Linked DNA regions of Mus musculus: region 1 is linked to region 2. Evidence: chromatin loops called from intact Hi-C (ENCODE). Cell type or tissue: heart. All regions are shown on one strand.

Region 1 (8,000 bases), 110 kb after region 2:
AGTGTGTCCTGACTCAGGCTGGAGAGATGGCTCAGGCCCCATGCTCGTCATGTGCTCTGCTTCCCAGAGTTTCAATCTTTCTGCTGCTATGAGGTTAGGGCCTGACCTCACGGAGAACCATGCAGCCCGCTCGCCGAGTCCCTGTTCTCAAGGCCAGGCTCTCTCCAGTGCCAACAGTCATCCCACACTCCCTGGGGTCACACTGAGGAAAGCCATCTCTATCATTACCAAGAGGGAACAGGAAGGCCTCAGGAAGGCAAGATGTTTATCTACACTGCATAAAGTTTACCCTTGTGCTATTCAAATGCTGAGTTCTCGGCCCTCATATCTGGATCAATCCTCACATGGGGGGTAGGGAAGGAGGAGGAAGGGAGGGAGGGAGAGGGAGTAAGAGGGGGGGGAGGTGGGGGGGATTCGGATCTTCAAGGAGAATGGAGGATTTGAGCCATAAGGAAGGGGTTTAGAGAGGCCCTGAAAACACTCCTGGAGCCCGAAGAGCCAGGTCAGTAATACTATGCAGGTGTCACAGGGCGGGGCTGGGAGGGAGCCGGATTAGCATAGGAGGCCAAGGTAGATCAGTTAACTGCTCAGCTATTGAGGTGTAGCTTGAATTACACTGGTTTCTCTGTGTGGCTAATGGGGAAGAGCATAAAGTAAAGAAATACAGCTGTCAGATTAATTCACTGCTTACATTTATATTAAAGCTAATTCTTTAACGGCTTTATATATTTTTTAAATTTTATAACTTTAGCCACATATTGCCAAGGTGGGCTTCTGCTGTTTTGTTTGCTTGTTTTTTGAGACAGTTTTGCCGCGCAGCCCTGGCTGTTCTGGAGCTCACAAAGACCAGGCTGGCCTCAAGCTCACAGAAGTCTGCCCACCTCTGTCTCCCAAGCATTGCGTTTAAAACTGTACGCCACCACTGCCCATCTTACTGAGTTTGAGTTGCAAAATTTTTGTCATCTAATTATCTGGCAATATTTTTAATTTTTTCCTTAATAAAACAGCTAGCTAGTACTCATACAAGGTGCACGAAGCTACAGGCTCAACCTCAGCACCTCATACACCAGGTATGGCAGCTCACACGAGCCATGCCAGTAACCCCAGAATTGGGGAGGCATAGAGAGGAAGATTAGAAATGCAAGGTCTTCCTCAGCTACATAGTGAGTTCAAGATAAGCCTGGACTACAAAAGACTGGAGAGAGAGAGAGAGAGAGAGAGAGAGAGAGAGAGAGCGAGAGCGCGAGCGCACGTGCGAGCGCGCTCACGCAAGCTAGTTATTGAGAGACATCTAACTGACTCTAAAGACAGAAAACATGTGATTATCTCAATCATTAAGGGAATCGGATTTTACATCTCTCAAGACCTGAAAGGCATGACCCCACAGGCACCACAATCCCTAGCACCGCAAATAATGGCAGAAACCAGACCTAACTGAGAGCCCAGCAAACCCTCCCAAGCTCTCCTTCGCCAGCGCCTGGCTGGCCCAGACACTTACTTATTCAGATCCACCTCGTACGTCTGCATTCGAGGTTTATCTCCAGTCTTGTCTGGGTCCCATCGGTAAATGGCAAATTTTTTGATTCTGGGAGCTGCAGCAGCAGCTGTCTGTGCCCCTCGACAGGCCTGAAACTTGAAAAAGCCACAAAAAGGGAGGGAGGGAGAGAGAGATTGATTGATTAAAAACTGCAAGGCACTCCCCCACTTATCAAGCATGATGATGGCACTTCTGGGCACAAACACGCTGGTATCCAGCTTCCTTGGAAGGCACGGTCATCAACACCCAACAGATGTTAATCCCCCATGATATGGCAGCTATGGGTCCAGGGGCAGTGACACTGCACTGTAGTGACACCACACCGAGCTTCATTTCTGACACAGACAGAACCTTCGCTCCACAGAACTTATCTGTGGTGACCTACAGTGAGGTGGGACCTGCGTGACAAAGTGCATGGAGGGATCCTGAGGAGGTGAGCTGGGGTCATGGCTGCCCTGCCTAGGGTTTAACTGGAGCCCGATGAGCAGAGTGTTAGTAGGCAGGAGGAAAGGCAGGAGTGAGGCTGCTAGGATGGGGAGGCTGACGTGAGGGCGAGAGCACTGCGGTGGGTTCCTTTTGTCCTGAGAGTCATGGAGCACAATGAAACATCAGTTGATACAGGGTCTCACATGCAGTCCAGGCTGGACGCAAACTTTTCAATCTTTCTCCCTCAGCCTTTTAAATGCTGAGATTACAGGTGTGTGCCACACGACTGGCCTATACGACTTTAAACCAAGGTGGTGACAACATTGTATTATGTATGTACGTGAAATAATGACACTTAAAAGGGAGACTTATTACATGAGATCTGAAGAAACCAGTCAGAAAGCTACTTGGGCTTTTAAAACAGGATGCTATGGCCAGTGAGATGGCTCAGAGGGTCAAGTGATTGCTATGGTGGCCTAAAAACTCGAGTTCCATCCCCAGAAGCCAGGTAAGATGGACAGACAGACAGGACTGACTATCCACACAGTGGCATGGGCTACTTCCCTCATCATACAAACAGAATAAAGTTTTTTGTTTTTTTTGTTTTTTTTTTGGTTTTTCGAGACAGGGTTTCTCTGTATAGCCCTGGCTGTCCTGGAATTCACTCTGTAGACCAGGCTGGCCTCGAACTCAGAAATCCACCTGCTTCTGCCTCCCAAGTGCTGGGATTAAAAGTATGTACCACCACTGCCCAGCATTAAGTATTTGTAAAGAATCCCAACATGACAGCTAGGGTGGTGGTGCATCCTTTTAATCCCAGCACTTGGGAGACAGAGGCAAGTGGATCTCTTGAGTTTGAGGCCAGCTTGATCTACAGAGCAAGTTCCAGGACAGCCAGGGCTACACAGAGAAACCTTGTCTAAAAACCAAAACCAAAACCAAAACCAAACCAAACCAAACCAAAAACCCAACATGGTAACATTTTCAAACTGGCACAGGACTCTCGAAAAACACTTGGGAGGTGAAGGCAGGATCATGCAGTTGAGGCCAGAGGAGGCTAAGACCATGCATTTCAAAAGAAAGCACTCCTCCCAAACCCAGTGAAAGCTCACACTGAGGAAACCTGGTGAAGAAAACAAGATGAAGAATGTCTGAACACAAATCAAATTAGGGAACAAACAAGTTCTGCTGTGTTCCACTGCATCTCAGCAAAACCAAGTCTCTGCCATGTGAGTCAGACAGCCGGGGACAATGACCCTGAGCCGATGGCCATGAAGCCCCATCCTCCTGCCTCTGCACCCCCATGCTGGGTCAGCAGGGATGGCCTACAATGCCTGGTTTATGCAGGTGCTGGGGATAATACAGACACATCCTGCGCCCTCTTCTGGACTCTCCAGGTAATTACGACCACATGCATCCGTATTGCGATTCTTCCCTAATGGATGCTGTGTAGCATCGTGCACACTGACATTAGATGCAGAACAGCAGCTCACAGGAACCTCAGTGCTGCCCAGTATTAGGAAGGGGAATATGAGTAACCCCATGAGAAGCCTGTGTCCCCTCGCAGTTTTTGTCCTCTCCCCTAATGTGTGTGCCTAAATCTATATTAAAACTTTTGTTTGAAACAAAACCATATTTATTCCGATTGTGTGCATGATGTCAGAGGTGAGGATGCGCTCGTGTGGAGGGCAGAAGAACACTTTGCAGTAGGGTCCCTCCTTCTGCCTTCATGTGGGCTCTGGGGGCGGGGCTCTGGTCATCAGGCCTGACCAACATGCACAGAGTCATCTCCTTGGCTCTCGGAGTTTTTCCTAATAAACTTTTGCTTTAAAAAAAAAAAAAGACTGTGCAGACAGGGAGATGGGCCAAAGTGTGAGACTTCCTTCTTTCCCTCCCTCCTTGTCCAGCAACTTATGTGCCAAGTTCCCCATGGGAGTGGAGACTGAACACATCTGCAGCTCAATCTATGACTCTAGTGAGCGTGCTATGTGGGAAGAACATCTCTAGACAATCTGCGAGGAGACGAACTTCCTCTAGCTTCTTCAGGGGTGGGCCTGAAGCTAGACAGATGACACAGCCACCAAGAGGGAAGGTGGGCGAAGGCAGGAAGGCAAAGGCAGCATGAAGCCAAACCCACACAGACTCAAGGGGCAAGCTTGTATCTGAAGTGTGTTAGTGTGTTTGCTTCCAATCCAGCCCTGTTACCTTTGAGCTGTGTTTTCTTTAGAGAATCGCTTAGCCAGTCTGGTCCCACTTTCCCCTTTGCAAAGGGGAGGGTGGAGCCGATACCTACTTCACAAGGAGCAAGCCAAACTGCTGGCACAGCTCAGGAAATGATCTGTGCTTTTCTTTCTTTTTTTTTTTTTTAAAGATTTACTTATTATTATATCTAAGTACACTGTAGCTGTCTTCAGACACACCAGAAGAGGGCATCCGATCTCTTTAAAGATGGTTGTGAGCCACCATGTGGTTGTTGGGATTTGAACTTAGGACCTTCGGAAAAGCAGTCAGTGCTCTTAACCTCTGAGCCATCTCTCCAGCCCCGATCTGTGCTTTTCAACACTGGCTTATATATGTATTTGTATTGTTCTGACTGCAGGCGGGCATTCCAGGCGTCTGCCCTCCTGGAGTTCATAGTCCAGACGGAGAAATAAGGATGCTACTGGTAGTTAACCGAGTGCAGCTAAACTCCCACAGGCAGGACTGCAGTCCAGAGGTGCACATCACAGGACTGAGAACCAGAACTGAGGATGGCGCTGTTTGAGCACAAATATGCATTCCCACAGACAGGAGGCCTCTGGAAAGTAGGCAAAGGCCTCTCCTGAAATCCTACCAGAGTCCGACCTTTGAAGCCAGCCTCTTCTACACTCAGAAAGCCCAGCCTGAGCCTGAGAAGTCACCCCTTACAGCAGGGCTCTTACAACTCAACTGCTGCCTCAGCAACGAGGAAAGAGGCTGAAGAACAAGGTCACCAAGAACCATTAACTGGACAACCTATCATGTGGCTCCTCCCCCAAACCGACACACCCCCTTTGTTAGCCACTGATTGCTGCAGCTCTTCAACTAGGGGTGGGGCCTTGTGAAATTTCTCCCATTCCCCTTGGCACGGACTGGTGTTGTGATTATTCATCCCATGTTCTCAGCCCTAAACTCGTCATGCATAAGGAACACTAAATGCACTTAAGAGATTGTGTATGTATATATTTAGCAATGATAATTAAAGAAGTCATGAGTGTGAAAGGGAGGGGAGGCATGGGAGGAGAGAGGGGGTGGAAATTATTTAAATACAGTACTCATGCATAACATTCTCAACAACAAAAACAGAATCATTAACTGAATATCTGGGACACCAGCCTGAGGCTCTGGTAAGGCACTGTCTGTTTTTGTTGAGACAGGGTCCCAAGTAGCCCAGGTTGGCCTTGGATTCCGTGTGGGGCTGAGGATGTCCTTAAACTCCTGATCTTGCTGCATCAGCCTTTGGAGTGCTGGTGTGATAGGTGTGCATGCAAAGGGATGCACAAGTCGGGTGGTGGTGGTGGCTCACACCTTTAATCCCAGCACCCAGAAGGCTGAAGCCGGAGAATCTCTGAGTTCCAGGCCAGCCAGGGTTGCATAAAGACACTGTCCGAAAAGTCAAAACCTAACCAAAACAACACTAAAATTATCACAGGGTGGAGATTCATCTTAGCACTTTGGAAGGAGCAGAGTTCAGTTCCCTGCACGCATATGGCGGCTGATAACCACCTGTGACTCCAGTTCAGGAAATACAGCTCTCTTTTCTCCACGGGCACATGGTGCATATACATGAAAGCACACACTCATACACACACACACAAATCTAAAAAAAAAAAAAAAAAAAACCAACAAAACCCCCCAAAACAAAATGGGAGTTCCTGTTGTCCGCCTGTGAAGGACTATCCAGAAGCCCAGAGGAGGACTGAATGGTATCTGTAAAGTAAGGAGAGGCAGTTTTTCTCGCCTTTCTAAATGCTTCTACTGTGCAGCTCCCGAGGATACAGGGCGTGTGGGGAGACCTATGACAGAGCTACTACAGAATTATTAACAAAAGCAGCTCCAGGCTCTGCCTGTCATCCCATGCCAGCGGTATGAGATCAGTGCCGCTACACACCCCTGAATAAGCACGCTTCAGGGAACCGGGTCTTGCCTGCAGACTTCCACAGTACGGATCTTTCAAGGGGTCGGGGTCGCTTTCTTTCATGTCTCCCTTCCTCTGCGGGTCAAGTGCATTGCCTTGCAGAGTCCACCGCCCTCCGACCTGACCGATCCAGACCAGCCTAACCTGGAGGTGCGACCTGGCCTCCCGGGTCCCACCCCAGACACCCCGCAGGCCTCCCTTTCACACAAGCCTGGCGGAGTACAACTAGCAGGATTTGATTCTGGGTCCCGACCACAGGTCGCTCATCCTATGACCTTGACCTCTCCCTGTCCTCCTCCCAGACCTCTGTCTTTCTGTTCTCTCTTCCAACCTCCTCCCGGCCGCGCCTCTCTCTCCGGTGATGGAGAAGCGCGGAATGGCTGTCTGAAAGGATGCTCAAGAGCAGGATGCCGGGTTAAGTCCTCCCCCGAGGCCTGGACCCGGGCTCCTTCCGCCTCTCCGCGGCCTCTCTACCCAGGCAGCCTCGGTGACGGGCACGGCTCCCCACTGAACCACGGCTCCCGGGCTCACCTGCAGGCCGACTCTGCCGAGAACGGCAGCCGGGAAGCCGCGCTTCAAGGAGACCCCGACCGTCGCCGCCATTTTGGCTCCTGACGTCAGCCCCACCCCTTCCCCTCCGGCATCCCGTCGAACACCGCGGTGGGAAGCCGGCCTCTCACCCTGAGGACCGCTAGCCGCCTAAGCGCCAACGAGTGGAAGGCCGCTTCCGGTTTCTCCGAGCCAATGTACAGGAAGTGCGTGTGTGCAGCAGCGGCCCGTAGGGCGCATGCCCACTGGGCTTCCTATGTTCCTAAGGTGACCTCTGGAGTCTGAGGGGCGGGAGAGGGAAGGGTAGCGTGGAGGGGCGGGGCAGAGGCCAGGAGGGCGGGGCTTTCCTATTCTGCTGGTGGCTGTGATTTTTAACCCTTCTCTACTTGCAGTGGTGTCTGTCAATCACCTGTGACTCTTGTCTGGTCAGCTTTGTGCTAAATCTAGAGAACCTGTCAGTCCCTACCTGATTGGGACACTTGTTAAGTGACTGAAGTGATCAAAAGATGAACGTCACGTCGGTACAGAAGTTGCATGCCCGGCATATGGAGACAGTAGGAGAACCAAGCTCACCCTCCGCTACTTAATGAGGTCGAGTCCATCTGGGATACTTGAGACCCTGCCTCAAAACACACAAAACCAAAACCAAAGCAGCCAGAAAGGGTACCTAGTATGTGGCTGGTGCCAGCCTCTGGAATGCTGTGGTAAGTGAGCGAGCTGCTCACCTAATTCCTCTCTAACCCCAAGGAAGATGACAATAGGAAAGATGGGTGATGTAGCTTATAGGCTGTCCACCAAGGACCCACAGGCTGTCCACTGTCCCCAACTTCAGATCTTCCTACAGGTAAAGAACTGCAGAGAGCTGGGATTACAGCTGTGTGCCACCATGCCTGTGTGTGCTGAACAAGCCTTCTACTAACCGACCTGTGTCCTCAGATTTCGTCAGTTTCCTTAGTCACCTGAGCTGCTTTTTTTTTCTGGCACTTCTAGACAGGGTTTCTCTGTGTAGCCCTGACTGTCCTGGAACTCACTTTGTAGACCAGACTGGACTTGAACTCAGAAATCCGCCTGCCTTTGCCTTCCAAGTGCTGGGATTAAAGGCATGCGCCACCACTGTCCAGCCTTTCTGACACCTTTTATGGGTTCTCTCAGAGCCCCCCACCCTCTGACTGGGGATTTGACCACCTTGGGCAGGCGTGATCTTGGTATCCCAAGTCACTTGGTCTCTTGGGGCACCCAGTGACTTTGCTGGTCCTTGTTACCAGAGGAAGGATTTGATTTCTTTCCGCTCACCTTTGGCAGAGGAGGGCACTGTTTATAGTCTTGGGTTTC
Region 2 (8,000 bases):
ACACTCGGGGACAGGAGGATCAGGTGTTCAAGGCTATCCTGAGACACTTGAGACCCTGCCTCAACCCTACCCCAAACCGAAAGAAAAACAGACAAGATCAGGTCACACTGGGAGTTCTTTTTCTGTTTTGTTTCTTTGAAACAGGGTCTTGCTTGTAGCCCCTGCCTGTCCTTGAACTTCCTATGTTGACAAGGCTGAGGCAGGATAGAAAGGAGGTCATGAAGAAAAGAAATGAACTCGGAATCCAGCTGAGTCCTCTCACTAGCAGAGAAACAAGAATTCTAGCACAACTACCAATGGCTGAGGCCTTGAACCCCCACCCAGCTCTAAAGGACCCAATTTTCTAGGTCTCTCACCAGAAACCCCCATTTATAGGAAAAGGATGTGTACAACACCTTTTTGTTGTTTAAAAAAACAATAATAAGGGTGCTGGAGAGATGGCTCAGAGGTTAAGAGCACTGACTGCTCTTCCTGAGGTCCTAAGTTCAAATCCCAGCAACCACACGGTGGCTTACAACCAGCTGTAACAAGACCTGATTCCTTCTTCTGGTGTGTCTGAAGACAGCTACAGTGTACTTACATATAATAAAAATAAATCTTTAATACAAAACAAAAAATAACAGAAGCAGAGAAAGCACCCAGCCGAGCTTCCTACTGGACTTACAACCCAGAAGGAAAAAGCTTGTTCTTCTCCCACCACCTTAAATACCTTCAAGTCTGAGGCTCTCCTTTCTACTGCCTGTGTTTTCTTGGGTTCACTTCCTGTCAGCTGATGCCTGCTCTGCCTCTTGAGCTATGATTGATTTTATTTAACCCTGTTTACAGAGCGCTCTTGGATTAAAGGTGTGTGCTCGGGCTGAGCCGCACCACCACAAGAAACAGGTGTTTTTTTTTTTCCCCAGTCTACAATTTTGGGGTTCACAATGTGATCATGTGTTCTGAAACCTTTTTGTGGAATCACAGTGAGTCCTGGCTTCGTGTCTTGTCTATGTCCAAGCTGCTGAGCCATCTCTCCACTCCCCAGACTTGCTGCTTTGGGAGCCCAAATTCAATTCCCAGAACCACATGGCTACTCATAGTCATCCATAAGTCTAGGTTCAGATGTCCAATATTCTGGCCTCCATGGAACACGTGAGGTACACAGACACACGTGCAAGAGAACACCTGTACACATAAAATATTTTTTTAAAAAGAGAAAGCATTGTTAAGTAACCTTTTAAGATATAACTTGAGAGAGAGCAGAATGAAACATTTGGCTAATGCTAAGACCGTTACTTTTGACTCTCCCTTGGGGGGCCATATACCCTTGGGTATTGGGTATGTCTTAATTTTCTGCAGCTTTTATTTACACCCACATTCATGCCCTTGCCTGGCGCTCACTTTTCTCAGTGCCTCTCTTTTTTCCTATTCCTTGTCCTTAAGCCTATATTAGGTTTGGAGATTCACCTGCCCCTGCCTCCTGAGTGGTGGGATTAAAGGCGTGCGCCATCACTGCCCAACATCTTTTTTTGTTTGTTTGTTTGGTTTTTTTTTTGTTTTTGTTTTTTCGAGACAGGGTTTCTCTGTATAGCCCTGGCTGTCCTGGAACTCACTCTGTAGACCAGGCTGGCCTCGAACTCAGAAATCCACCTGCCTCTGCCTCCCGAGTGCTGGGATTAAAGGCGTGAGCCACCACGCCCGGCTCCAACATCTTAAAATGTCTTTAATACAACTTCCAACTTGACTTCATTATACTGGCCAGTCCTGAAGTTATTTTCAATGTTGAAGCCACAAATCCTGGTTTAGGTTGAGCTAAGGTACCTAAAAGATGAGGGGAACACCTAAGGATGGCTGAGGGTGACAGTACAGAGTCTCACCTTTGTCCCCTCATTGCTAAAACTGATGCTTCGAACTTGTAGCCATCCTCCTGCCTCTGCGACATCCTCCACACTGGGACTGCAAGCATGCTCTACCATATCCAACTGGGACTTCTTTTTTTTTTAACTTTTTTTTCGATTTTTATTTATTATTATACATAGGTACACTATAGCTGTCTTCAGATACCAGAAGAGGGCATCATATCTCATTACGGATGGTTGTGAGCCACCATGTGGTTGCTGGGATTTGAACTCAGAAACTCTGGAAGAGCAGTCTGTGCTCTTAACCGTTGAGTCATCTCTCCAGCCCAGGGGACTTCTTTTTAAATGACTCATTTTACTGAACTTCAGTTTGTAGGCTCTAAAATACAACTCTCACTTCAAGGAAAACTGAAACTCTTTTTTTTTTTTTTTTGGAGCCATAGGGATGACTGTGGCCCAGAAACACAGATTCACGTTACCAGAATACATGTTCCAGGTGTGGTAACAATTTCATGAAAATTTCATAATGACTATCTTAGTCAGTGATCTATTACTGTTAACAGACGCCATGGCCACAGCAACTTTTATAAGAGAGAGCACGTAATTAGGCTGGCTTACAGTTTCAGAGATTCAGTCCATTATCATCAAGGCGGGAAGCATGGCAGCACGCAGGCAGACATGGTGCTGGAGAAGTAGTTGAACATTCTCCATCTGGATCTGCAGGCAGCAGGAAGAGAAAGGCACTGGGACTGGCTTTGACTTTTGAAACCTCAAAGCTCACCCCCAATAATATACTTCCTCCAAAAGGCCACACCCACTCCAAGGCCACACCTCCTAGTTCCTCTCAAGTAGTGCCAATTCCTAATGACCAAGCATTCAAAATTATGAGCCTATGGGGGCCATTCCCATTCAGACCACCACAGTGATGAAAAAATAGTTATAAACCGAGGCATTAGCCCGGCCGTGGTGTCGCACACCTTTAATCCCAGCATTTGGGAGGCAGAGGCGGGCAGATTTCGGAGTTCGAGGCCAGCCTGGTCTACAGAGTGAGTTCCAGGACAGCCAGGACTGCACAGAGAAATCCTGTCTCGAAAAACCAAAAAACTGAGCCAGGCGTGGTGGCACACGCCTTTAATCCCAGCACTCGGGAGGCAGAGGCAGGTGGATTTCTGAGTTTGAGGCCAGCCTGGTCTACAAAATGAGTTCCAGGACAGCCTGGGCTACACAGAGAAACCCTGTCTCAAAAAAAACCAACAAAAACAAAAAACCCAAAAAATCAACAAAACAAAACAAACATCAAACCGAGGCATTTTTCAAACCGTTGGTGGAGACCTCAGGCAGGTGAGTCACCGCAAAGCCGGGAAACATCATTTATGGCCCTTACTTGCTATCTGATGACATTCTTAGCCTTTATTGGTGAAAGCTGGCATTTGTACCTTCCAAAGGATTTACCTAATAGTCACAAGGATCTTAGGTCACATACAGAGGTGGCCAATAAATGGCTATTTAGAGGGTCAAGATAACTCAAAATCAATTCGCCTCCCAATCTGCCTTATTCTAGCTTTTCACAAGTGATCAACCTCGTGGAAGGATTAGGAGGTGTGTCCTCGTTGGAAAAGCTGTGATGGGGGTTTGGTCTTTGAGTTTTCCAAAAGCCCGTATCAGGCCCGGGTCACTGTCGTCCGTGCTCCCCTTCCTCCCGCCCCATCCCTGTGTGCTGTGGCCCTTCCACCCCCACCAGGATCATGACGTACAGCTCTCAGCTGCTTCTCTGGTATCACGCCTGCCTGCATGCCGCCATGCTCTCCCGCATGCTAATCATGGACTAAGCCTCTGAAACTGTAAGCAAGCCCCCAATGAAAGGATTTCTTTTTGTAAGTGTTGCCTTGGTCATAGTGTCTCTTCACAGCAAAGACAACCAGGAACTTTGGTTCACAACTTTGATTTGTACTCCTGTTGCGCTAAGCCACTGGGGCCTTGCGCACATAGTAGGTTATAAAAAGTTGTGGAGCGAGATTCCTCCAGAAGCCTCTGAGAACCTTCTGGGATTGGCGGGGACAAGGACATTCCGTCAGAAGGGCAGGGCTGCAGGGTATCTTGCATATCAGCCACCCTGGTCTAGGGTATAGAGTTTGAACTACAACCAGGTTCGGGATTAGGCTCAGATCAGCGGCATCTCGAGCTTCTCAGGTCCCACAGCAGCAGAGAGCAATCGCTTCACGGTCTGATCTGAGGCGCCCGGCAGAGGGCACTCGGGAGCGATCGGGGGGTCCCCCGGAGCTTCCGCTCTAGACAGAACTTGGTCATAGAGTCGCATCACTTCCGGTCCTGAAGGGGCGGGGAGAAGCCGGAAGTCCCGAGGGCTCGGGCGATAGAGATGGAGGAGAGTGAGTACGAGTCTGTTCTGTGTGTCAAGCCGGAGGTCCACGTCTACCGCATCCCGCCGCGGGCCACCAACCGTGGTTACAGGTGACCGTTCCTGGCTTAATCTTCCCGTCCCCCGCCCCGGCATGCACTGCGGGGGACGAGGACCGGTTGTCGGGTTTAGGGGCGGAAAGGATGGAGCCCTGTGGCTACTTTAATCGGGGCCAGACTTAGGAGGGGTCGCTGGCCCTGAGCCGTCAGCGGGACGCCGGCAACGGTCGCAGCCAGCTCCTGGGGACCCGAGAGCGCAGTGGGTTCCCTCGGCGGGGTCTACGGGTCGTGTCACAGCGCTAACCGACAGTCGTGACGGGATCCCAGAAAACCCTGCCACCCGCGGAAATCCCCGCCGGGAGGGCACGGGAGGGAACCCGGCCATCTGGGGGACCCGTCCCACGAAGCCCAGGGACGCTGTTCCTATCTCCGGCTCTCCTGACCCCAGTTTCACCCCTGATCACAACATACTTGCAGCTGGGAGGATACCGCCGCCCTTGTCTTGAGTGAGCGTCACCTGAGGCAAATAAACTCAAATGCCTGTAAACACACGGAGTGTCTCCGGAAGGGAACCCAGGACTCTAGTCTAGGAGAGGAGACACAAAGTTGGACACCTTCCCTAACTGAAAAAGATGAAAAATACGTGGTGTGTCCTGTGCCCTGTGGTGGGGTGTTGCTACTTAGGCTGGGTGGCTCTCGAAGGCGATGGGTGTCTGAGTTGTTTGGAAACAGGTCGTCGGGTACCACAAATGTGTTGGAGGGCCAACTCCATCTGCCCTTTGCGCTATGTAACACAGGCTCATAACATTTTCTGAATGGGTATCTTAGAACACTTAACTGTGTCGGTGCGATGATTTTAAAATAATATTAAAATGACAAGAATGGAGGTCAGCAAGCTACAGCTGCCTGTGCTTGCTTTTGCGTGTCTGGGTGTGGTGCGGGTGCATGCAGAAGCCACAGGAGTTCCAGCCAGTGTCTTGCTTTTTTCATGTCCGTTGTTCCCTTGAGGTGGCCCCTAACTGAAGCTGGGGTTGGCTGTTTTCATCTAGACTAGGTGTTCAGCAAGCCCAGTGAAACTCCTTTCTCTGCCCCACCCCACACAGTGGAGGGTCTACAGGTAGCTGGAGCCAGACCTGGCTTTTAGGCGCTAGAGATCCAAACTCGGGGCCTCAAGCTTGCTCATCTGCACCGAATCATCTCCACAGCTGTCTCCCTTTCCTTTCTTGTTATCAAACCGGAGATTGGCAGTCTACCCCTATCTGTTGGGTCTTCGTTCAGTAGACTAGGGTTAGCTTCTCTTGATCCTCCGGAGGGTGGGGTCACCAAGTATCCAGCCAGGCTGGTTTGATACAGAGGAAGCTGCCCGCCCTACACTCAACCTTTCGGGCTCTCCTTAGCCTGAATCTAAAGCCCGCGGCGCCAGGAAGAGGAACAGAAACTGAGCCTGCTGCCTTGTTAGCTGAAGATGTACATTCATGTGGATCTGCCACAGCTGCCAGCTAGAGTTCTAGAGAGCTGACAGTGGCTTTGCTTAGAACTTCCCAGAAAAGCCTTCTGAAAGTACCCATGGCATTTGCTGTTCAGGGGTTTCTCTTTGCTTCTGCTGCTGCTGCTGCTGCTGACGACGACACTGTTGCCTTCTAAAGGAGCCAAAGAAGGCATTGACGAGGGTCCTCGTTCCCTCCTACCTGGAATACAGCCGAGAATATCCTTCCTAGCCGCTCTTTCCTCCCCCGGACCCTCATGCACTTTTACACTCTTTCTACCAAAGATCCTGTCCCTCTGTACTCCCTCCATGGTCTCAAGGGTCCCCCAGCCGGTTGGTCCCGCTAGCTTGGCATCACAGTGCCTTAACAGACACAATAGGCCCGGAGCTGCTTCCTCTATGGACAGGAAGCTGGGAAGGAATTCCCACTTGGGTGAAGGTCTGTGGTCTTTAGAATAGGGGCCAGCAACAGCGGCTGCGTGTGGGCGTTTTGAATGCCAGCACGCTCCAACTGCCTGCAGTTTTGAATGGCCACAGGCTAAGAATAATATTTTGGACAACTTGAAATGACTGGAGATTTTGAAGACTGTTTCATAACGGAACAGTTACGAGCTTCGGATTCTGAGGACTTCCTGAGGGACAGCCTTGCCAAGAATAGCTATTACAGTTTTCATTTTTACATTTACTTTTTGTATATGTATGGATGTTTTGTCTGCGTGTATCACAGGACTCAAGTTACAGACCCTTGTTATCTGCTAAGTGGATGTTGGGAATCGAACTCAGGTCCTCAGATAGAGTAGCCAATGTTCTTAACTCCTAAGCCATCTTTCCAGCCCTGTAATAAGGACTTTTTTGTTGTTGTTGTTTTCTGTTTGTTTGTTTGGTTTTTCGAGACAGGGTTTCTCTGTATAGCTCTGGCTGTCCTGGAGCTCACTTTGTAGACCAGGCTGGCCTCAAACTCAGAAATCCACCTGCCTCTGCCTCCCAAGTACTGGGATTAAAGGCATGCGCCACCACGCCCAGCCAGGACTTTCTTTTTTTAAGTTTATTTACTTATTTATTGTGTTTATCTGTGTGGACACATTACTGTTACATAGATGTGTACTGTGTCTGGGTACATTGCTGTCACATCTGTGTGTAGTGTGTTTGTGTGGGCACACTGCTGTCACATCTATGTGGCGGTCAGAAGACAATGTGGGGACTTGTCTCTTCCCATGATGCCACACACCTTTAATCCCAGCACTCAGGAAGCAGTGGCAGGTGGATCTCTGTGAGTTTAAAGTCAGTCTGGTCTACAGAGGGAGTTCCGTGCCAACCAGGGCTACACATTGAGACCCCATTTCAGAAGAGAACGGTTTAAACCACATTTGTTGGTGTGTATCTGCGAGCTGGTGTAAGTTTGTGGTCTGTGCACGTGTGCTGTTGTGTGAGTGGCCTTCGGTGGACAGTTGGTGGGAGCTGGTTCTCTCCTGCCCTGTGGAGTTTCAGGGATGGGAAGCAGGTGAGTGGCTGGGCTGTGGTTCCTTTCCCTGCCCAGCCCTCTCACCAGCCCCTGCATGTGGCACAGCATCAGAATAGTCCAGTTGACCAGCAGAGGCTGTGTGGCCTGCGGGGATGGAGGTTTGCCGATATTGCACCCTTGAGCAGGCAGCCTCTCCCCATTCTCTTTCTCGGCATGGGAGGCATGGAGTAGGAGGCTCAGTGTCTTTTGTCCTCCTAGGGCCTCAGAATGGCAACTGGACCAGCCATCGTGGAGTGGCCGGCTGCGGATCACTGCGAAAGGGAAGGTGGCCTACATCAAGCTGGAGGACAGGACCTCTGGTAAAGGCTCAGGACACGAGTTAGGCTAAGATGTCTGAGCTGCCTCCCCCCCCCCCCCCCCCCCCCGTGGATGAGAGAGACTGCTCTGGCCAAGCCAGGCTGTTCAGAGCCATGGCAGGACCATTACTGCAAGATGAAGGCCTCTGGGTGCATCCAAGTGCTGACGTGCCGTGCTTATAATCCCAGAACATGGGAAGACCCTTTCTCACGCAACAAAACAAGGGTGTGTTTGATCCAACACAGAGGGCATTGTTGTTAGCGTATCTTTGAGTGTGAAGCCCAGCATAAAAGCTCCTGGCTCAAGCCAGGCAGTGGTGGCACATGCCTTTAATCCCAGCACTTGGGAGGCAGAGGCAGGTGGATTTCTGAGTTCGAGGTCAGCCTGGTCTACAAAGTGAGTTCCAGGACAGTCAGGGCTACACAGAGAAACCCTGTCTTGA

What was found. Hi-C counts contacts between places; a loop is a spot of excess contacts. Peaks named below come from ENCODE experiments on the same cell type or tissue, not always from the same donor. Only the 100,000 strongest peaks of a DNase experiment are listed, where the experiment ranks them.
Region 1: it touches region 2 in a loop (4-fold over the local background); 4 of 42 quality-filtered maps call a loop at or near these places.

The regions. Positions count from the first base shown.
Region 1 is chr4:140,960,127-140,968,126 of GRCm38, reverse strand. Sdhb (succinate dehydrogenase complex, subunit B, iron sulfur (Ip)) reads right to left here and starts at 6,856. Exons shown (of 8, transcript NM_023374.4): 1 at 6,651-6,856; 2 at 1,499-1,632. The coding sequence starts at 6,722. In heart, a CTCF peak has its summit at 3,344 (motif pointing left); DNase peaks (open chromatin) are centred at 3,376, 3,926, 4,996 and 6,846; H3K4me3 peaks cover 2,756 bases; H3K27ac peaks cover 2,174 bases.
Region 2 is chr4:141,074,520-141,082,519 of GRCm38, reverse strand. It overlaps Necap2 (NECAP endocytosis associated 2), which reads left to right and starts at 4,163. Exons shown (of 8, transcript NM_025383.4): 1 at 4,163-4,307; 2 at 7,460-7,560. The coding sequence starts at 4,216. In heart, a CTCF peak has its summit at 4,078 (motif pointing right); DNase peaks (open chromatin) are centred at 4,159 and 5,679; H3K4me3 peaks cover 2,073 bases; H3K27ac peaks cover 1,245 bases.